2 separate regions of the Homo sapiens genome follow, and region 2 is linked to region 1. Evidence: chromatin loops called from intact Hi-C (ENCODE). Cell type or tissue: gastrocnemius medialis. All regions are shown on one strand. Links, peaks and the distances in the headings refer to the core of each region. The heading gives the core; the rest is flanking DNA. Region 1 overlaps IGSF11 (immunoglobulin superfamily member 11). Region 2 overlaps IGSF11 (immunoglobulin superfamily member 11).

What was found. Hi-C counts contacts between places; a loop is a spot of excess contacts. Peaks named below come from ENCODE experiments on the same cell type or tissue, not always from the same donor. Only the 100,000 strongest peaks of a DNase experiment are listed, where the experiment ranks them.
Region 2: it touches region 1 in a loop (3-fold over the local background); 1 of 110 quality-filtered maps calls a loop at or near these places.

The regions. Positions count from the first base shown.
Region 1 is chr3:118,931,117-118,942,838 of GRCh38, forward strand. The region is part of intron 1 of IGSF11 (immunoglobulin superfamily member 11); the gene reads right to left. Among named protein-coding and RNA genes, the nearest start is that of IGSF11-AS1, 6.1 kb to the right of the region's middle. In gastrocnemius medialis, for the core only: no CTCF peak of the experiment used is centred there; DNase peaks (open chromatin) are centred at 1,905 and 2,245; H3K4me3 peaks cover 1,127 bases; H3K27ac peaks cover 3,710 bases.
Region 2 is chr3:119,012,652-119,024,373 of GRCh38, forward strand. All of the region lies in intron 1 of IGSF11 (immunoglobulin superfamily member 11), which reads right to left. Among named protein-coding and RNA genes, the nearest start is that of IGSF11, 16 kb to the right of the region's middle. In gastrocnemius medialis, for the core only: no CTCF peak of the experiment used is centred there; a DNase peak (open chromatin) is centred at 6,217; H3K27ac peaks cover 853 bases.

The sequences.
Region 1 (11,722 bases), core at 238-4,237:
TGGGGCAAAAATAGTCTTTTCAACAAATGGTGCTGGGATAATTTGATAGTAATATGCCAAAAATTAAATATTCTGAATATAAAATCAACAGAAAATGATCACAGACCTAAATAAAAATCAACAGAAAATGTTCATAAACCTAAATCATCGTAACATACAAGTAGTCAGCAATTTCGTTTACTAGGAATCTACTCAAGTAAAATGAAAATGTATGTCCACACAACGACTTGTCCATGAATGTTCATAACAGCATTATTTATATCATGTCCTGAAAAGGAAATAATACAAATATCCATCAACTGGTGAATGGACAAACAAAATGTGATCTATCCATACAACAGAATACTGTTCAGAAACAAAAACCATCAAAGTACTGATACATCTTACAACATGCACGAGCCTCCCAAAACATATTTCTCAAAGAAGCCAGATGCAAAACACTGCATTCCACACATATAAAATGTCTAGAAAAGGCAAATCTATAGAGACAGAAAATAGATTAGTACCACCCGGGGATACACAGGCATAGGGACTTGTAAATAGACTTACTGGGACTTTTTAGTGATGGAAAACTAGGTTCCTGTGATGGTTGTACAACTCTGCAAGCTTAAAAGTCACTGATTTTTTTTTTTTTTTTGAGACAGTCTCGCTCTGTTGCCAGGCTGGAGTGCAGTGGCACAATCTTGGCTCACTGCAAGCTCTGCCTCCCAGGTTCATGCCATTCTCCTGCCTCAGCCTCCCAAGTAGATGGGACTACAGGCGCCCGCCACCATGCCCAGCTAATTTTTTTGTATTTTTAGTAGAGACGGGGTTTCACCGTGTTAGCCAGGGTGATCTCGATCTCCTGACCTCGTGATCTGGCCACCTTGGCCTCCCAAAGTGGTGGGATTACAGGCGTGAGCCACCGCACCTGGCCAAAAGTCACTGAATTTTATACTTCAAAGGAGTAATTTTATGGAATATAAATTATATGTCAACAACACTTAAAATTCTAAAAAAGAAAACTGATTCACCAGAGCCAACTCATGGGAAGTCAAAATAACTGTTTTCTCTTCTGCAAAGGCTCCTCCCTGGGATGATGAAACAGTATGGAAATAACAGTAGATCAAAATAGGCCATGGAGACCCTACAAAGAAGTTATTTTAGATCATGAAAAATACATTCAGTCTATGACAGTATCTCAAACTGTTTTACTTTGAAGTGATAGTATCTCAATTCTCTCAAAAAAGTAACAGAATAACATACTGTTATGATTACAATTAGTTTAAAAAATAAACATGCATAACACCTTCCCTGTACAGAACGTCATGTTCTTCACGTATAGTCTGATGATGTTCTCAGGAGTTAAATTTGCAGAATAAAATGTTTCATAAACTGTCTGTGATAGAACATAAAGCATTTGATGACATCAGGAAAAGTTTCTAAGATAAATAACATTAGGGGAAGTCTCTAAATTTTAAAAAAGAAGTTGAAAGAACCTCAACAATTAGTGACAGAAAGGGAAGGTTACTTGATCATGGAGCAGGCAATGAACAGAATGAGCTACCTCATAAGGTAGAAATGGGTTAGAGAATGTATTTGTTATAGTGATATGATAAATTTAAAATAAATGCTGATAGAGATGTTTTTAAGAATAAGTGTGGAAGCCAAACTGGTGCCGAACCTCCATCACTGCCTTCTTGAGACAATACTTCAAGGAAGAGGTAAAGGAAATATAATGCCAACTTAAACTACACGGGATTGTAAGTACCCTCCACCAGCAATTCACTAATTTCAAGCTTAACTCAAACAATCTTTGATACAAATTTTTTAAAATGACCAATATGAACTAAGAATGAAAGAGAAAGAGAAAGCAACCGCAACAGGGTGAGCAGAGGACAAGGAGCTGTGTGGGACAGGGCTGGAAGCCAGGAAGGCAACAGGACGGTTGGCACAGAGCAAGCCTCTGGGGCAGCAGAAGTTGTGAAAGGCCAACTTCACTTACTTCATGTTTTTACATAAGGTCAATCCTAAAATCTCACATTCTGAAATATCTGAAGAAGAAATATTCTAGATGAGCTGCTTTCAGAACTTGCAAAGGTGTAGGTTTGAAACTGTACAAATCGGGTTTAAAATGTGGTACTTTCATCTATTTAGCTGCATGTCCCCAAACAAGTAACTTAATCTCTGAGTCTGTTGCTTCATCTGTAAAACAGAGCTAAATATTATCATCACATCATACAAGGGGTATGATGAGGGCAGTACCAGACGCTGAGGATGACTACCACCACCACTACTATTGCTAGCTAATATTTAGGTCACACTGACTACACCAAGTCCACATTAAGCTCTCTCTACATATAACATGTATTTTTTATATATATATATATATATACACACACACACACATATGTATACACAAACTCATTTAATCCTATAAGGTACTTACTGACATTATTTTCATTTTACAGAAGAATAGAAAAACAGAGAATTAAAAATACAGCTCAAGGTCGCACAGTCGCAAAGCTAGGAAGTGGTAAGGTCTGGCTTCAAACCCAGGCGGTTAGTCTATAAGGAACACACACTTACTACTACACATAACTCAACACACAGAAATCATTCCATATGTGTTTGCTGTTATTATTATCACTACAATATTATATGATGACAAACTTTAAAACTAGAATGGACTTTTACGTAAAGGAGTTAGAAACTCCTTCTACTTCCTGCTTCTCAATCTGCGAATCAGTTTCAGTCCGCCTCACCCTCATCTCCCTCTCTCCTGTCAGTTTAGAGGAGTTTATCTAGGACCAACCCTGTACGTGAGCTTCAAATACCATCTGCTTGGCCCCCTTAGTGACCTTATCATAGACTTCCCCCTCCCATAACTTCAACCCCTTTCTCTGCACTGGAGACTTCCTGATAGCATTTAAACATCCTCAAGTATTTAAACTGAAAACAAAATTCCTACTTCCCTACACCCCACAGTCCTCACCAGGGAGGCCCTAGCTCTCTGATACTTCACGTTAATCTTTTTGAAAGCACTCTCTATAGTCTCTCCACAGAATCTATTCCTGCTCCATAGTCTTCAATCTACTTCTGCCCCAATCATTTCTTAAAAACAATTTTCCCTAGGCTTCCCAGATACCTCCTTGTGGCTGTATGACACTTGTAATCATTCTTGGACTCTGGTAAACATCTGACAGAGATGACCCTTCCCTCTTCCTTAAAACACACCTTTCCCTTAGCTTCAGTGATGTTAATATAATTCACTTCTGGTTTTCCTCCCAACTCTCTGGACACTTCTCACTTCCTCTTGCTGTTTTACCCTTTTCCACATGGATACTGAATGTTGGTATTTCTGAAAGTACTGCCTTGATGCCTTATTCTAAACTATCTCCCTACAGAATTTCACTTACCATCATGAATTCAATTCTCATATAAATGCTAATGGCTTTCAAATTTATATCTCTACTCAAAACCTCTCCTCTTATATCCAATTGCCTCCTAGACTTCACCATGTGGCTACCTCAAAGGCACCTCAAAAGTGTGCTTGTCCAAGATCAAACTATTCCTTTGCATGCCCACCTCCCAAATATACTCTGGCTCCTTCCTGATGTTCCCTATGGTTGTGAATGGCTCGAACAGGGCCAAGCTGGGCAAGCCAGACATTTAGAGACCTTCAAGTCAACTCTGTCATCATCTCCCAAACCCAATCCATGATCAAATCTGGCACATTTTACCAACTAAATTTCTCTTGACTCCTGGAATCTGAGTCTTTGCTCTGTTTTCTGTCTTTCCTCTGTCTGGTTTGCTTTGTTCCAAACCTCAACTTCTTTACTTAGTAACCTACTCATAAACCCCAGCTTCTTTACTTAGTAACCTACTCATCATTTACAATAGCTCAAGTGATACCTTCTCACAAGAAAAGCCCTGACCTCTCAGTCTAGGTCAGAGTCTCACAAAGTAGTGTCAGAACACCACCAAGCTTTTAATCATACCTTGCGATTATATAACAAATCCTCATTAGTATACTGTATGGTCTAAGAAAGCACACCATGGGAACTCAATACATACATGTTGCTAAATTGATCTAATCCAATTACTTCAATTTCCACATGAAATATCAGGGTGTATATACATATATATATGTATATATATATAAATATATACACACACCCTGAGGAAATATCAGGGTGTATATACATATATATATATATATATGTATATACACCCTGAGATATATATATATATACATGTATATACACCCTGAGATATATACACACACACACACACACACATACACACACACATATACATACGTATATACATATACGTATGTATATGTGTGTGTGTACATATATATATCAGATGCCAAAAGAGACTTTTAAGACAAACTGCCCTGAAGAATTTGCACAAGGAAGATGGCTGAAAATTGGTTATATAACTTTGAGGACTACACAAAGGGAATAAATGAGTCAGGGGTGAAAGTCTGTAAAGAGGCTTTGTGGAGAGAACTTTTAAATTAGGGCTGCGGTACACTAAAAGACTCACTCGCTCTATTCCCACCTTGGAGGTGAACACACATGAAAGCTGGTGCAGGGTCTTCTTAGGCCTAACAAGAGGGCTCGCTGATGGGACCTCAGTAGAGGAAAGTTGAAGCCGGATATCTAGACTCCTAGAGGGTATCTCACTGGCCATCAGGGAGTCATACTTATAATTCTGTATATAAATTAAGATTTTCTTATTCTGTTTCATTTTTTAAATTCAAAGTGATCAGAAAAGTTGTATAACCTGCTTTAGTTCTCATCTAGGGAAAGAACTGACTCATGAATGAATTTAAAGGTATGCAGAAGACGAAATTAAGTTACTCTGTGAATGTGTCTCATGGTTCCTCTTTAGTATATTGATAGAACTATGTGTAATAAAAAGTTTCTTAGAGTAATAAAAAGTTTCTTAGAGTAAGAAGGAGGGAAATGGGTGTTTTTTTGCATTTTTGATGCTAAAATTTTTTCTATCCTATTAAAAAAACCAAAAACTCTATTTCCTCTTAAAGGATATTTCCATGTTTGAAATTCTAGGCAAGAATTTAAACTTGAATGCTAAATATTAGGTTAAAAATCCACTTAGGCTGGGTGCAGTGGCTCACACTTGTAATCCCAGCACTTTGGGAGGCTGAGGCAGGCAGATCACTTGAGGTCGGGAGTTCGAGACCAGCCTGGCCAACATGGTGAAACTCCATCTCTACCAAAAATACAAAAATTAGCCAGGCGTGGTGGCAGGTGCCTGTAGTCCCAGCTACTTGGGAGGCTGAGGCAGGAGAGTCGCTTTAACCTGGGAGGTAGAAGTTGCAGTGAGCCAAGATTGCACTACTGCAATCCAACCTGGGCGACAAAGTGAGATTTCATCTCAAAAAAAAAAAAAAAAATTTAAAACATCTTACAATTTGCAATATTTACATGTAAAATGCATAATTTAAGAGCCAAAGTGACAGCATTTTGCACTTGAATCTTTTCTTTGTACTTTCACTTCAGTCAACTCCATGAATTCTGAATGACTCTCAGCAATTACATAAAAAGGATATAAAGTGCATGGTCATATTTCCTCTGAGGAGTTAAAGTCATAAATACAGTTGTCTATAATCTTTCTTTAGACTCCTGTTTCCCAAGATTTAAAGCAGAAAGGCATTCACATTATTTCAAACCTCTTGGTACATGTTAGGGGAAATGAAGCTGGCAACAAAGAATCTTTAAAAATCCTAGGAGGTACCATCCACACTACACAGCCAAGAGAACAGACAATGGACATTTTACTGTGATCTGCCTACTACTAGAGTCAAATGACATGAAATCCCCCCTGCAAACTCATCAGAGATTGAACGTTGGATGTTCACAATGGGGACTGGCCCAAGCAATCCAATGGAGATTTCACAACAGTGTTCTCTGATGACTATGAAGCAAGTGCTCATGTTTCAGGATTAGCCCAACTGCCAGAACACTTCCCTCTGGGAATATAATCAGCAAAGCATCAAAAAGACCTTTATGGCACTTTGGGAGGCCTATGTTATCCTTCTGCCTAAAATGTCAATATCAGTGGTCACAAAATGCTTATTAGTTTATATCATCCCATATGATCTCACAAGTATTTCTCACATAAATACATGTAATACAAATTTATATAACCTATCAAATTAAGTTTTATAGTTTATCAGACTGACATGAGTTCAAAAAATAAAAATTGTACACTATCCTCCTTGTTTTCTGAAGGAAACTAAGGAATACCACAATTCTCTAGTGTTGTAGTAGTTTTTTAAACAAATCATTCTCCCTTCATATTTTAACCAAATTTTAATTAGATGAAATAATCTACCTTTATACTTACCATATAATCTTTTTACAAACTGCCATCTCAACTAAAAAAAAAAGTTTGTGTTAGCTGAAATTCAATTATATTTTGGCCATCTACTCAGTGCTAAGTGAAATGAAGAGTAATAGCTGACTAATTTATCAATATAGATGGCTCTATTACATATTGGTCATCTACATTAATCAATTTACAGGATCACTGCCAAGCTTCTACTTCATTTTATGCCATATCACAATATATTTTATGGTTGGTGTACAACGGCAAGCTACCATAAAATTATATATCTTCATTTTCTGGCTGAAGCATTAAACATTCATTACACAGTCTATGTAACATGTAATAGTCTGGCTGTAATATGTAATTGTATTCTATTTCTATGGTACTACAGTTTCCCTTTAGATATAATTTCAGTGCTTTCTCATTGACTTCTCCCCTTCAACCACAAACATTGCTCAGAGACCATCCCAAGGGCAAAGAGCATGCCTTATACTGAACTAATGCACACTCTTTAGATTATCACTCCTCTTTGTCACTTTCCAAAAGATATCTCTCTCTCTCTCTCATATATATATATATAAAATGTGTGTGTGTGTGTGTGTGTACATATGCATATGTGTATATACATATGTGTGTGTATACATGCTTACTTGATTCCTACATGTCATGGCATATATATTACGTGGGTAGCATTAACTCAGCAGTATCTCCAAAAACTTGGTGTGAACTTTATCAGAATTCTCTTCAGCAAGTTTCCTATTATCACTTCCTCCTGACTTCATATCTGGCTATCAGCTTACGTATTCTACTCCATTTAGGAATCCCCTTTTGGGGGGCATTTAGTAACACCAGGCCTGCATTTCGCATGGCCATTGATTAGTGCTGCCCCTTTAGACAAAGCAGGAGCTTTCCACACTGCCAGGATCCCCACCCACTTCCTGTTATTCCACGATATAACCCACTTTACTCCATCATGTTACCTGTCTGACTCCTGTGGGCATTTATGTTTGCAACCCCTTATTTAAAACTAAGCAAGTAATGTGATTATAATTAGCCATAAAGAACCAAGGCACAAAAGCAGAACCAGGCTTTGCAGTGTTATGATGGACATGCTACTATGATTGCTACCACACTCAAAACTGACTTCAGAGAAAGGAGAAAGAAGCAATTCCTTGAACATGAGTCACTATGGTTTATGACATAGGATCTTATTTACATCCTGGCTACAAGTGATTGTACCAGAAATCAGCATTTCACCAAGGAGAGGCTGGACACCTAATTATGAGGTAACTTATAAGATAATATAGTTTGGGAAAGCAAAGAGTTTGGGAAAGCAGTAGCATGTGAAGAAAGAAGAGTCAAATAACTAAAACAGGCATAGAGAGGGATATTACATAATGATAAAACGGCGTGCTGACTCATCAAGAACCTAACAGTCCTGTGTATGCACCTCACAACAGAGCTTCAAAGTACAAGAAGGAAACACTGACAGAATTAAAAGGAGAAAAAGTGAAAAACCTGCAATTATGGTTGGTGACTGCAACACGTCTCAATCATTAACTTATAGAACAGACAAAAACAGTAAAAACACAGAAGACCTGAACAATGAACTTAACATAAATGAAAACTTTAGGATGTTCTACCTAACACCATAGAATATATATTATTTTAAAGTAGACATGGAACATCCAATAAGGCAGAACATATTCTGGACTATAAAATGAACTTCAGAAATTTTTAAATAATTAAAGTTATACAAAGAACATGAGTTAAACTAAACTCAATAGGAAGAAATCTAGAAAACCATCATGTATTTTTTTTTTTAAATCACTTCGGGCCAGGTGTGGTGGCTCAAGCCTGTAATCCCAGCACTTTGGGACGCCAAGGCAGGTGGATCACCTGAGGTCAGGAGTTCAAGACCAGCCTGGCCAACATGGCGAAACCCCATCTCTACTAAAAATATAAAAATTAGCCGGGTATGGTGGCATATGCCTGTAGTCCCAGCTACTTGGGAGGCTGAGGTAGGAGAATTGCTTGAACCCAGGAGGCAAAGGTTGCAGTGAGCCAAGATCGTGCCACTGCACTCTAGCCTGGGTGACAGAGCAAGACTCCGTCTCAAAAAAAAAAAAATCACTTCTAAATAATTCACAGGTCAAAGAAGAAATCACAAGGAAGATTAGAAAATATTTTTAATTATGTGAGTATGAAAACACAACTTATCAAAATTTATGGGGAAGCAACCAAAGCATTACTTAGAGAAAAGTAACAGCAGCATCTAAATGTGCATATTAGAAAAGAAGAAAGGTTTATAATCAATGACCTAAGTTTCCACCTTAAGAAACTTTTTAAAAATTAATTTAAATTAAATCAAATGCAGGCATACAGAAGCAAAGTATCAAGACAGAGTAGAATTCAATAAAGACAGAAAAACAACAGGGTAAATCAATAAAATCAAAATTTAGTTATCTGAGGTCAATAAAATTTATAAATCTCTAACCAGACTGACAAAGAATAAAGAGAAAAGTCACAAATTATCAATTCAGATATGAAAGAAGAGACATAATTACAGATCCTACAGACATTAAAAGAAGAACAAAGAGATATTATCAGTACCAATAATTCAAACAGCTAACAAATTTAATGGTAAAAGATTTTCCTCCTACAGTAAGGAACAAGGAGAGATGTCTGCTCTTGCCACTTCTATTTAACATGCAGATTGTAGTCACTGCAATAAGGCAAGAATAAGAATTAAAAGACATATAGATTGAAAATTTCAAAGTAAAACTGTATTTATTTGCAGATAACACATCTACATTAAAAATTCTTACAAGTCTACAAAAAACCAACTAATTCTAATAAATGAGTTTAGCAAGGTTTCAGAAATCAAGGCTAATATACAAATAGCAACGATTTTTCTATACAGTAGCAATGAATATTTGGAAATTAAAATTTTAAAATGATACCACTTATAATAGCATCCAAAACATGAAATACTTAGGGATAACCTTCAGAAAATATCTGTAAGATCTGTGCAATGAAAATTACAAAATTTTCCTGAGAGAAATTTAAAGACTTTACTGCCTGGAGAGACAAACTGTGACCATTAGTCAAAAGACTCAATACTGTTAGGAGGTCAAGTCAACCCAAATTTATCTTTAGATTTAATAGAACCCAAATCAAATTTTCAGTGAGCTGTTTTGTATAGACAAATTGCTCCTGAAATGTATGTACAAAAGTGAATATTAGAATAGAATAATTTTCAAGAAAAAAAGTAAGTTATAAAGTAATATAGATAAAGTAGCATTGGAATAAGGACATATAGAGAGTCCAAAAATTGATTCATACATAAATGGGCAATTGATTTCCAACAAAGTTGTCAAAGCCATTCAGGGGGAAAAGTTTACTCTTTTTGAAAAACTGCACTGGGGGAAAAAATAATCTCCATATGCCAAAAAAAAAAAAAAAAACACCTCTACCCTTATTTAATACTTTATATAAAAATTAACTCAAAATAGATAAAAAATTTAAACATATCAATAAAACTATAAAACTTCTGGAAGAAAACACAGGAGAAATTCTCTATGACTCTGGGTTAGAAAAAGCCTTCTGGAATAGGATACAAAATGCATTAACCACTTAAAAATGGGTAAGACCTCATCAAAATTATTGTTTTGATAATAAAACAATAATAAAACAAGGTAAGTTTCTTGTCTTCAAAAGACACTATTAAGAAAATAAAAATACAAGCCATAGGTTGGGAAAAAATATTTTCAAAACACAAGTTCTTGTATTTATAATATCTAAAAACTCTTAAAATTCAACAAAACAAACAGTCCAATTTTTTAAATGCACAAAAGATTTGAACAGACACTTCACTATGCATAGAAAGTATACAAATGAGTAATAACATCCTGAAACGATGCTCCACTTCATTAGTCAACAGGGAACTTAAAACCACATTGAGATAATACAAAACATCAACTAGAATATATTATATTAACACGACAATGCTAAGTGTTGACGAGAATGTAGAACAACTAACTCTCATACATTTCTGAAGGAAATGAAATGTAGTACAGTCATTTGGAAACATTTTCATATTTTATTACAGAATTAAATGTACACTTAACTATACAATCTAGCAATTCCAATTCTAGATATTTATGCAAGACAAGTAAAGATACAGATCTACAGAAAAACCTATATGCAAATGTTCACTGCATCTTTATTTGTAATAGCCAAAATACCAGACACAACTCAAATGCCCATCAACTTGCAAATGGATAAAACAATTGTGACACAGCCATTTAATGAAATATTACTTATGAACAAAAAAAACCTCAAACTTCTGATATATGCAAAATGACTAAATGTTAAAGCTATTGTGCTAAGTGAAATAATCCAGAAACAAATGGCTATATACTGCATGTATCCATTAAAAAAAAATCTACGGAGAAAGCAAAACTATACAGGCAGAAAACAAAGCAGCAGTTGCCAGATGCTGGAGCTGGGACTGAGGGTTAAAGTTTGGCAGAGAATACTACATAGGGCATAAGGGAAGTCCTTGGAGTTACAGAAATAGTGTACATCACGGTTATGGTAGTGAACACAAGACGAGACATTTGTCAAAACATAGCAAACTATATACCTAGACAGAGGGATTTTATTGTATGTAAGTTATACTTTAAAAAAATGTTTTTTTAGAAAAAGGTATGTTGGGAAGCTCACAGAATCATGGAAATGGCTTGAAAAACAAATTAAGGGCTAATCTTCCAGGAAAACATCCATAACTATACTGTAAAACTGGCTTAAGAAAATTGCTGCAACTGTCCCTGTCACCAAACCCCAAATGCCAAAACTTTACTGCAACTACGAATGATGTCCCAGTGCTATATCAGGCACTTAACCCTACAACACTACCATCCTGCAAAGCCATACTCTTATGCTGCTATCTGTGCTAGCAATAGAAGCTCAACATAGAACTTGTTCTGTCACGTTTCTTCTTTCAAGTTTCTTCTTTCAAGTCAGGGCCAGAGACTCTCTATGTGAATCTGACTGAAGGGCCGAAGTCCAAGCTACACAAGAGGCCAGAAATTTAAGTTCTCATTTCTAACACTGGGGAGGTAGACTCATAATGTGGGAATTCCTCCAAATAGAAATACTATTCAAAATATGATTTGTCAGCCATGAATACGACTATGCTGACTACAGCAAGCAACAAATGAAAACAATAACAATTATGTCTTTCTCCTTCTTCTCTCCTACCTCTTCTAAGCCTATCTTTGTCAAGTTGTCTGTGTATTCCTTTATCTTGTCGGCTTTGCAGGGTGAAAAGATGAAACTACTGAAGACCAACAGGCTTCCTGTCTCTTGTGAAGCC
Region 2 (11,722 bases), core at 4,604-8,603, 86 kb after region 1:
CATTTCCCCCATCCACTTTTATTTTTGCTTTGAAACAGAAATTATAACAAGTGTTTTAAAGATCTATTGAAAATCCATCCCTTTTCTTAAATTTAATTTACTAGCACTTATGAGGAATCTCACATGATCTTTAACAACCACGACAGCCTCAACTGATCTCCTCCGGTCCACTTCCAATCCATCCTCCACACTGCTGCTAAAGTCAAATTGCTAAAAAAGCAAGTTTAAGCAAGTTATTCCTCTATTTAAAACCCTTGGAAGCCTTCCCACTGCTCAACGGATAAAGTCCAAATATCTGGTGCTTGCCTATCCTTCTGGCCCCATCTCCAGCCTCTGCTCCCCTTAAACCCTACCCTACTCTCCAGTCATGTAGAACTACTTGCGGCTCCCAGGCTATTTTATGCCTCTGTAACTCTGCTTACCCATTCTCTTTGCCCAGAAAGGCTAGCTCTCCCATGCCCTCTCCTTTCCCCATTACCTCCTTGCTTCCTGAACTTCTATGGAGTTCTATGAAGACTAATCACATCTTGGAGGATAAACAGAAGTTCAGCAAGTCCATCCTTCTAGGCTCACTTCTTCTGCCCCTCATCTTGCAAGACTTCCTTTGGTGATGGACTCAGACTGGTTTCTGCAATTTCCTCTTGGAACTTTGGAATAAAAGTGGTTCTATCAACATATTCATTTGTATAAAATGTGATTCCTCACAAAACTCACACTCCAATGAAAGGCAATCTGCATATACAAACCTCCTCACTTGTTTGGTTATTGCTTTTTTATGTCCCTGGATCCCTTTTTGGTCTCCTCAACTTAACTGTAACAAAGAGAAGTAATGTCTTCTAGTGGTGGCCGACACTTAGCTCCTAAATAAGTTTCCCAATGAATTTTGGTAATTGAAAACATAAGGCAAACAGTATCGATTCTTTTGACAATGTTTATTAGACATCGACTAATAAATGTGGGCCAGGCACTGTGGTAGATTCTGGCGACACAACAGGATACAAAAGAATTTATAGACACATATTCATTTATAAAAACAAAGAACTTTGTAACTTAACAACAAAAGATACGTTAGAGACCATGGAGTCCCATCCACCCATTTTACAGTGGACAACGTGTGTCTTGCCCAAATTCACTCATCTAGTTAATGGCAAAGATAAGATACAAGAGTTTTCTCATTCAATGTCTCTCTCTTTCCAACCTATTTTACCAGTCTGAAGGAATCTTGAGTAATAAGATTAAACACTACTTTTGGTTTCAGATACGATATACATCTCAAAGTTTAAAACAATATTAATCTATATGTGAAAAGAGGCTTGACACTACTTTTACAGAAAGAAAAGCAGCAACATAAAACAAATCTAAAGGGGATGAAATAACAGAAACCCAGCAGTGGAAGCTGAGCTTCATCTAAGTCAGCAGATGACATCTATTTGCACTCGTTAGCACTGCCTGGCATGTGCTACACCACCCCCTCGGGTAATTTACATTTTTTTAAAGCATGTATTTCTAAATTTAGGAAGTTAGGATAATCAGGGTGGAAAAGCCCATCTGTTTGACGTTCACTCCAGCTGCTGCAGATTCTGAAATGAAATTTGAGTATTTTCTTCTGTTACATCTTACCCAGTCTGGAATACAATGGCATGACAGAGGCATAAAAAGGTAGCTACAGGCAATGTATCCAATACATATTTTACTCTATCACACAACATCCCCATTGTACCTAAACAACCCTGCCACAATTACACAAGCACATATACTATTTATACATAGTGCATAAATATATCTGTGTACATTCATGGGACATACACATTTTTCTTGTGTAGTATTTTATTGAGATGGAAAGACAGAGACAGAAAGGCCCCAAGAAGAGATGATTTTTGACCCTAAAGAAGTTAAAATTAGTTTGAATAAGACAGAAAAAGTAACTGAAATATTGCTTAGTTTTATTATTTCACTCATGTTATTGGAAGGAGCATCAACATGGATTCTGGCCTAAACTTTGCCACTTACATGCTGTGTGGTTTTAAAAAGATCACTTTACCTCTCTAGATTTTTTTATTAAATGACATGCAAGGATAGAAGCAGGAGGAAAGAGTTGAGTATAGAGGAGAACCCAGAAGACTGAAAGTATCTTCCAGATCTACAATTCCAGGGCTGTATGACAGCTACATAAAATTTCACAAGGAAGCCACTGTAAGCGGAAGAAATCTTCACCTTCTGGCTTGGAATTATCAACATTAAACCTTCAGAAGCAAATCAGTAAATACCTATACACCTTTTTATGTATCTAAAAAGTGTATGAGTCATATACAGTATGCTAAATGTCTTTTTAGCAGTACTAAAACAACTTGGAAGTATTTTTAAAATAAACAGTTCAAACAGAACAATTTTACTTTTCTGAAGTATACAAATAAGAGACAGACATTATCTAGGATGATGTTTATTACTGCAAACAAACATCACATGTAATTGTTGATAAAGCCCCCAAAACGGAAGTATAAAACTATCTCCGGAAATAAGCATTTGCTGGGTCCACACATCTTTCCTAAATACCTTCCCTCTGTAAGGCACTGTGGTATAGGAAACATTGGCCAATGATTGTTTCAGACAAAATTATTAAAGTTTCGTTACTGCTCTTAGCATTTATTTAGAAATGAAAACAATGCTTGTGCAAGATCTACCTTATTTAACGCAATTAACTGCAGGGGTGTCAGAGACAGAGACCCTCCAACCCACTACAACCCTGTCACTTCACTAAGGAATCCGTTATAAACCTGGAGGACACGAACTAAACTGAAAGGTTATAAAAGCTTTAAAAGGTATATTTACCACGACTTAAGGACACCTAAGTACCTAACATAATATTTTTTCTGTATCATGCTATTCTTCACATGCCTCTATTTTAGAGGTAAGTAAACATTTTAAGAGGCAGGAACTTGAGAAAAAACAATTTAGTACTATCTCATTTTTTGCTGCCTTAGATGTTGTTACAAATGTCTTTAGTCTATTTTTGCCTCTGCTATATCTTCAGTACCTAGAACATAGCCTAACACAAAGCAGGCACTAGATAAATATTTACCAAATATGAATAAATGCTAAAAAAAAAAAAACTGTTTTATAATGTTAAGAGCTGGGGGAAAGGAAAAGTTAGAAACTCCTATTCACTAAGCACCTGGTGCCTGACGTCCATCACTTCATCTAGTCTAGCCACTTGGTGCGGGTAGGCATTACCTGTCCCACTTTCCATGAGAGAAAAACGATTCAAAGGTTAAACAATACTCTGACCAACCAGAAGAAAACATGAACCATCTAGTCTAACCACTGAATGGGGGTGCAGGTGCAAAACTCATCTGAAAGAGTGAGGGAGGACATAAAGAGAAAGCCAGTCTGAGTAGACCAGGCAGAAAGGCTGAGCTAGGAAGGTTAGGGATTGAGTAAGAGGCAGCATGGGAAAAGAACAGCCACAAACACAAAGGTGTAACTGGCTGGGCCAGAGCCAGGAAGGAGGCACAAAGGGTGTCACACTGGGCTGTGGGGCACAGAAAAGAAGGGAGAGAGGTGTGGCAGCCCCCAGGAGCGAGGCTGTAAGGGTCCTGGGAGCTGGGAAGCTGGGGAAGCCAGGTGGCATATGGCATGTGTTCAAAGGTTCTCAAAGTAAAAACTGCCCAGAAATATGTCGATTCCAGCAAATAACAGCATGAACATGAATGACAAAGATGATGGTCATTTATGGTAATTTATTATTCATGCTGTCATTCCTAATTCTTTTAAAAAAAATCTTTAGAAATCTAAGAGGAAAAGCCAATTTTCACCAGAAGGAAGAGAACATTGTAAATATAGGATTATTGACTATGCAAGAAAATATTTAGAATGCTGAAGCAAATAGTTCAATGTGTACAGATTATATGCATAACAGAGCTTCAAATGAGTTACCATAGCTACCAAAGGATAATTAATTTTGAGGAAACAAAAGAAAAGACATATCATTAGGGGCAGTTTTCAAAGAGCTGAAATGATAAACGTGGCATCCAAATTTAACCCACGTTACTTCCTAACAGGAACTAGCAACGCTCCTTTCCACACGACTATTTCTAACATTATCTCCCACCCTCCTCCCTCCCCAGTCTTGTGTACCAGGCCACCTCTGTGCTAGTCTAAATCCCACTCAGATCCTGCAAGACTCACTTATAGTTCCTACCTGTTCCATAAAGTGTCTGACTCTGGTTGTACTTCTAACCTGACAATACAATTATCATGTATTGTTTATGAAATAAACATGTATTAAGCACTGGCTAAGAAAGGAAGAAGATTAAACAAATAGATAAGTACATAAATTACAGTAAACAGATATGGGCTAAAGCATGAGCAAAGTTAAATGGACGCAGGACAAAAAAAAAAAAAAAAAAGCCAACTATGGGGCCAACTTCACTTGGGAGGTGATATCCAAGCTGGGTACTAAAGCATAAGCATTATTTTCCAAGCCCAGAAAAAAGAAGAGTAAGCGAAATTGGAAGGTGAAATACAGTCACGTTTCACTTAATGACAGGGATACCTTCTGAGAAATGTATCATTGGTGATTTCATCATTGTGTGAACATCATTGAGTGTACTTACACAAAACTAGATGGTATACAGCCTACTACACATCTGAACTATATGGTGGAGCATCTACACTACAAACCTGTAGAGCATATCACTGTACTGAATAGAGTAGGCAATTATAACATGATGGTAAATATGTGTATCTAAACATATTTAACACAGAAAAGGTACAGAGAATATACGGTGTTATAATCTTATAGGACCACAGTCATTGTATGTGTGGTCCATTGTTAACCAAAACATCATCATGCAGCTCCCAACTGTAACTGTATTTTCCTCTTCTCTGTTTCTTAAACCAGGAAGATGAGTTTTGGAAACCAAAGGAATTGAGCCATGTGATCTTATTTAATCTTTCTGATCATTTTTCTTGTTTATAAAATGAAAACAATGCCAGGTTGTGGTAAAAATTAATTATATGATGCACACTGAAAGACTAGTTAGGCATTCAAAATTTTTTTTTCCCTTTTCTCCTCTAAAATTATAAACTCAGTGGAGGCAAGAACTGAGTTTTTTGTTTGTTTTACTTTTTTTTTTTTTTTTTTTTTTTGAGACAGAGTTTCACTCTTGTTGCCCAGGCTGGAGTGCAATGGTGTGATCTCGGCTCACTGCAACCTCTGCCTCCTGGGTTCAGGCGGTTCTCCTGCCTCAGCCTCCCTAGTACCTGGGATTACAGGTATGCGCCACCATGCCCAACTAATTTTGTATTTTTAGTAGAGATGGGGTTTCTCCATGTTGGTAAGAACTGAGTTTTATACCTCTTTCCTATCACCTACACTGTCTAACCCAAGAGTCGAGCACAATTTCTTATTGACTGGTAATCTCTAAAACAGGATTTTTAATAATTCCCCTTTGAATTTGATAACACATTTATTTGATACAAATTAAAATTGTAAACTCTCATAGCTAGTGCTTTATTACTCAATAGGCACACCAAACAAATAAATAAGGCATCAGCAAGGCAGAGATAGAGGTAAATGAGTGAGAAAGAGAGAGAAGTCCTCTTGAGGATAAAAAACTCAGAACTGTGTTACCTGCTCACCTATACTTTACAGTTTACTGTTTGGAGCTTCATAGTGCTTAAGTTTCTAATGTTTAGGGTTCTAAAGGTCTGTTATAAGATTTGCTCATAACTCCTATAAATGTTTCCCAAATTCTCTAGTTAGGCCCTAGAATGCAGACAAAATCACCACAAAGGTAAATACAGCTTATAAGAGAAAATGTAATCCACTTACTGATCACTTAAGCCTGACACAGTATTAGGCACTTTATTATTTTTACATGTTACATATTATGTTTACCTATTATCTTACTTAATATTCCAGGCTCTTAACTATAGGTACTGGAATTCATTCTGCTCTACAACTGAAACATCTATTTCTTCACTTGGAAATAGGACTAATACTCATCTATCTCACGGGCTTAATGATTAATGAATAAACATACATAAAATGTCTAGGCAATACATGGCACATGGTGGTTACCCAATAATGACAGCTATGCCCTTAATGAAAATTTGACATCCAGACTGGACACTTGTGACACTAAAAGAAGAAATGTGTGAGACTCAGAGAGGCATGCAGAAGTGCTGGCAGCAGCAGAACTGAAGCTCATCAGAGCTGGCACTGAAGGCTGGATGACTTGGCTTGCCATCCTTTGGCACATGTGCCCAGAAACTATTCAACTCCAGTGTTCCAAGCTGTTTAACCACATTCAGTTTACTGTGAGCACCTCAGTATCAGAAAAAGCCTGCCAAATCCAAGTATTTTTAAAAAGCACTTCAAGTGATGAAGCGAATAAAGAGGGTTTTCTTAAAAGAAAGTATCATTTATTGAGATTCAATAAACCATTGCAGTGCAGTTCTTGCAACTGCTTATATATTTGCTGCCCTGTTGGTATATCAGCTTAAGTTAAAAACTAGGACAGAGGTCAAAATTGGTGCATCTGGCCAGATAAGGATCCTTGATTCTGTGGGATTAGCCATACATCCACAGCAAATTTTATCAAAAGGACAGCAATAAGTACATTTACATTCCTTTGTTAATAAATAGGCATATGCAAAGAAACAGAGTCTATTTTCTCTCAAACTGATCTTATCTTACCACTTCTCACTCACACACACCCCCAACTCACTCCCATACTAGATGGGTGGCAGGGGTCAGGAAGATGATTAGATTGGACTGAATTTAGTTATTTCAGGCAGATCCAAGAATTTGCACAGCCTAAGAAACCTCTAGATTTCTCTTTTCAACAGCTCAGAGAAACTCTTGGTCTTTCAGATTTCTTTCCCCTTGTCCTGCTTTACTTCAAGACAGTATCTTCCTGCATGAAGGAGAGAGTGCTCAAATTACCCCCAGCCAGAGAAGGAAAGAGTTGCCCCTATAGCCACACCAAGTTCTCTGGTTTCTTTACCTGCCTCTGCTGGAGAATATCTTGACAGACTAGGCCAGACTGGTAACCAGTAAAATATAAATGCTCCTCCGTGAGGGTATTCTTTCCATTGTTGCTGTTATTGAACAGGAACAGTGGTGGGTGTGTGCAGGTTCCCACCCCTGTACTGTGACCCTGGCCATTTGTCTCTGATTGCTATAGACTGAATGTTTGTATACCCCACAAAATTCCTATGTTGAAACCTGAAACCCAAAGTGGTGATATCTGAAGGCAGAGTCTTTGGGAGATGATTAGGTCGTGATGGTGGAGCTCTCACAAATGAGATTTATGCCATTATAAAAGAAGCCCCAGGGAGCTCTTTGCCCCTTCCACCATGTGAGGACACCACAAGAAGATAGCTGTTCATATGCCAGGAAGCAAGCTCTTGCTAGACACTAAATCTGCAGGCTTAGACTCCCCAGCCTCTAAAACTGTGAGAAATAAATTTCTGTTGTTTATAAGCCACCTAGTCTATTGTATTGTGTTACTACGGCCCAAACAGAGGAAGATGCTGATCTTGAAATCCCTGCACAGACCTCTACATTATAACATAGGCCTCTATCAATCCCCTCACAAGGACACACAGACACTACTAGGTCTCTCATACACTTCAGGAAGTCCTGAGTAACCAGGAGCACTGCCTCAGACTCCACCTGTTTTCTGCCACTGCCTCGATGTCATCACTCTTACACACTCATGCACAGCTGCACAGCATACAGACTCCAAAGAACCACACTCCAAAGAACACATACTACCAGGGAAAATCAAATGGCTTGGTGAGAACAAGAATGAGAATTGAGCAGGAAATAACACTTCACTCACTCCACGAATGTAACACATTACACCATAATGAGCTAAGTTATGTTTGTCTTTTAGAGCAAATCATGTTAGTTTAGTCTAAACTTGAAGACTGGATCATACACATTTGTCATCCTTCTATCCTCAGACGCCTGAAGCATAATAAACCCTCAGTTGTTCCTTTTCTCCTTACAAACTATTGAATACATAAGAATCAAATGTGCCATGCCTCACTGGCTGGGATAAATACCAGGCAGGCAATACACAAGTTTATTAACTATCTGGCTATATCTTCCTCCACATGACATTTTAACTATGATATATCTATACTTCTGCTTCCCCACACAATCCTGACAGTAAGTATTCCACAATTACTTATTTTCTGATTCACATACATCTCCAAACTGTAACTACAGTTATAATTCCAACTGTAGTTATGTAAGTATAAAGTTACTTAAGACCAGATATCATATTGAACATCTCTTTATAACTCACAGTGGTGTATATAGCATAGGTTCTCAACAGTTTGTTAGAAAATGAAATAACATATTTTTAAAAGTTGACGAGACACTCTCCCTAGGGAAAAGAAAAATATCAAGGCATATGACACTGAATTTGGAATAAAATTTCTGTGACCTCCCAAAAACCATCTTTTGGCCACAGGTTAAAATCCCTTATACAATACAAATGTAGGCAGTGGTTATACGATGCAAAGGATTCAACAATGTAAAAAGTCATTTAAAACTAAAATGATTATTTTAAAACAAATTACTATATAATAGAAAAATTAGTATCATGAGATTAAAAAACTTAACCTCAACTCCAGATGATGAAGATTATGTTAATGAAGTAAAAGGATATGACAGTGATAAAGATGATGGTGACAACAGAGGAAGAGGAAAAAGACAACAAAAGGAGGAAAAAATAATGCTTATATAGCATTCATATATAGAATTCTGTTTGGGACCATATGTGTCTTTTGGGAGATGAGTCTTCATGACTTATTTATTAATAAGAGTTTATTGATCACTCACCATATGTAGGCACTGTACTAGACTCTATAGGTAAAACAAAGTGTAAGACCATAACAAAGTGTAAGACCACATCTTATCTACCTAAAAAGGCTAAAAATAAATAAGCCAGCCATCACAAAAAAATAAATTTTTGTCCTTACCCCCGACTCTCATTGCACACAAGACAATGAATTCTAGATGGGCTGTAGGTTGAAATATGAAAGGTAAAACAGTATAGCTTACAGAAGATACCAGGAAATATCTTTATGACATTGAGAAAGGCAAAAAATTTATAGTCAAGACACAAAAAATGCTAGTAAAAGAGAAAAAAATTGCTTAAATGAATCAATTAAGAACTTCTGTTCTTTAAAAGACATCAAAGTGAGAAAGTAAAAAAGCAAGTCATAGAGTAAGAGATTTTACAACACATATAAACAATAATGTGCCAGTACTTCCACAAACATGTTTTTTAAACCCACTGAAACCAAGGGAGTGGGAGGGGACATGGACTCCTTAATTTTAAAAACTGGCAAGAAGCCCAAGTATCCGTCAACAGAGGAGCATATAAAATGTGGTATACTCATACAATGAAAAATTATTCAGCAATAAAAAGAAATGAAGTTCTGGTATATGCTACAACATGAATGAACCTTGAAAAAACATTATGCTAAGTGAAATAAGCCAGACACAAAGGATAAATTTTGTATAATTCTACTTATATGAGGTATCTGGAATAGGTAAATTTATAGAGATAAGAAGTAGATTAGAGGTTACCAGGGGTTAAGTGGAAACGGGGAGGTATTGCCTAATAGTTATAGATTTTGTTTAGGGTAATGTAAAAGTGTTGGAAATAGCGGTGATAGCTGCACAACACTGTGAATGTACTTAATGCCACCAAATCATATACTTAAAATGGTTAAAATGGTAAATGTTATGTTATATATATTTTACCACAATTTTTAAAATAATGTAAAATACCAAAAATGATTGGACTGTATACTTTAAACGGGTGAACCATATGGTTTGTGAATTATATCTCAATAAAGTTGTTTTAAGAACTGGCAAATGACTTGAATAGAAAATTTGTAAAAGACAATACCTAAATGCTAGTAAAAAGGGGAAAAGGTGCGTAACCTCATTAGTAATCAGGGAAGTACAAAACACCTACATACATACACACACAGACACAATGAGATGCCATTATGCACCTATCAGAATGGCTGAAGTAATAAAATAGATTGACAATACCTAGTGTTCACTGACAAGGATGTAAAGGAAATGAAACTCTCATACACTGCTAGTGGGAGAAAGATCAGCACAGCCACTTCAGAAAATGGGCCATACCTACTAAAGTTAAATATATGCAATTTGTTTCATAGGGATATACCCAACAGAAATGCATTCTGATATGCATCAAAAGACACACACAAGAACATTTGCAGCAGCATTATTCATTGTAGGCCAAAACTAGAAAAAAAAAAATGTCTTTGGCTGAGCACGGTGGCTCATGCCTGTAACCCCCGCACTTTGGGAGGTTGAGGCAGGAGGATCACCTGATGTCAGGAGTATGAGACCAGCCTGGCCAACATGGCGAAACCCTGTCTCTACTAAAAATACATAAATCAGCCAGGCGTTGTGGCTGATGCCTGTAATCCCAGCTACTCGGAAGGCTGAGGCAAGGAGAATTGCTTGAATCTGGGAGGCGGAGGTTGCAGTGAGCCAAGATCGCACCACTGCACTCCAGCCTGGGCGACAGAGCGAGACTCCGTCTCAAAAAAAAAAAAAAAAAAAAAAAAAAAAAAAATGTGGTGAGGAAAGAAAGGATAGTAAGAAGATCACGAAGATGAAATAACTCCAAAAATTCAATGCTTTTCAAGATGTTAAAAAAAATAACTATTTTTGCCTACAAATGGACTATGGGATCATGCACTTTTACAGCATAGTGCTGCTACAATTGACATAGTTCCTAAAGTCTGGACAATATCAGAAGCCTGAACCAGATACAAAATCAGCCTGCCAGAGATTTAAAAACACATATGCACATGTACGCACCCCCCACACCCAGTTTACACATATGTAAACTGCCACATATAAAATTAGATACATCTAAGTGCATTTGTCTAATTAACATACATGAAGTAGAAGAAAAAGTAAAGTTTTGTGAAGTTTAACCTAAACATGAACATGAATTAGTTCACTTGCCACAGTTGGGATAAATACAATGAAAAGGACTAGGAGAATGGACTTCACTACTCTCCACTCAAGTCGAAGAAAAAGCTAACATGCCGACCCCCACTATGTCAAGAGAATCTGAGCTGAGAACTCAAAAGGAAGTGCTGAAGACTGCAAATTATTTTTGTGTTCATGGTCTTCATCATCATCAGTTTATAGAATATTTGTTAGACACTGAAGGAGTAAGCAGATTTGATTTATTTTAATGCAGGCAGATGGCTTGGTCATGGAAATTGTGAAGAGATTTACCGAGCAGCTTCATCAGATCAAGGACATTATGGAATTAAAGGGCTCTAAGAGACCTTACTTGTCCAGCTCCCTGTAGCTCACAACATTATACTTTCTTATTAATGAGAAAGATAACTCCCTAAATTCAAAATAACTGTGGTGGGAGTAAGGGGTTGGGAGGATAAGAGCACAATTAATTTGTTCAAAGAAATGCAAATGTTAAGACCGAGAATGAATACACATATTAATCAACAAGCAACTAAAACTTGTCCTGTTCTGAGGACAACGAAATCACAAATTAGAAAGCATCAAAAGTCACAATTTCAGAAAATATTCTCACGAAAATGAATCATGTTTAAATTTCTTTTACTATTAATATGTTGGAATACAAAATTCAAGAACCATCTCTTATCGGTAGGTTGT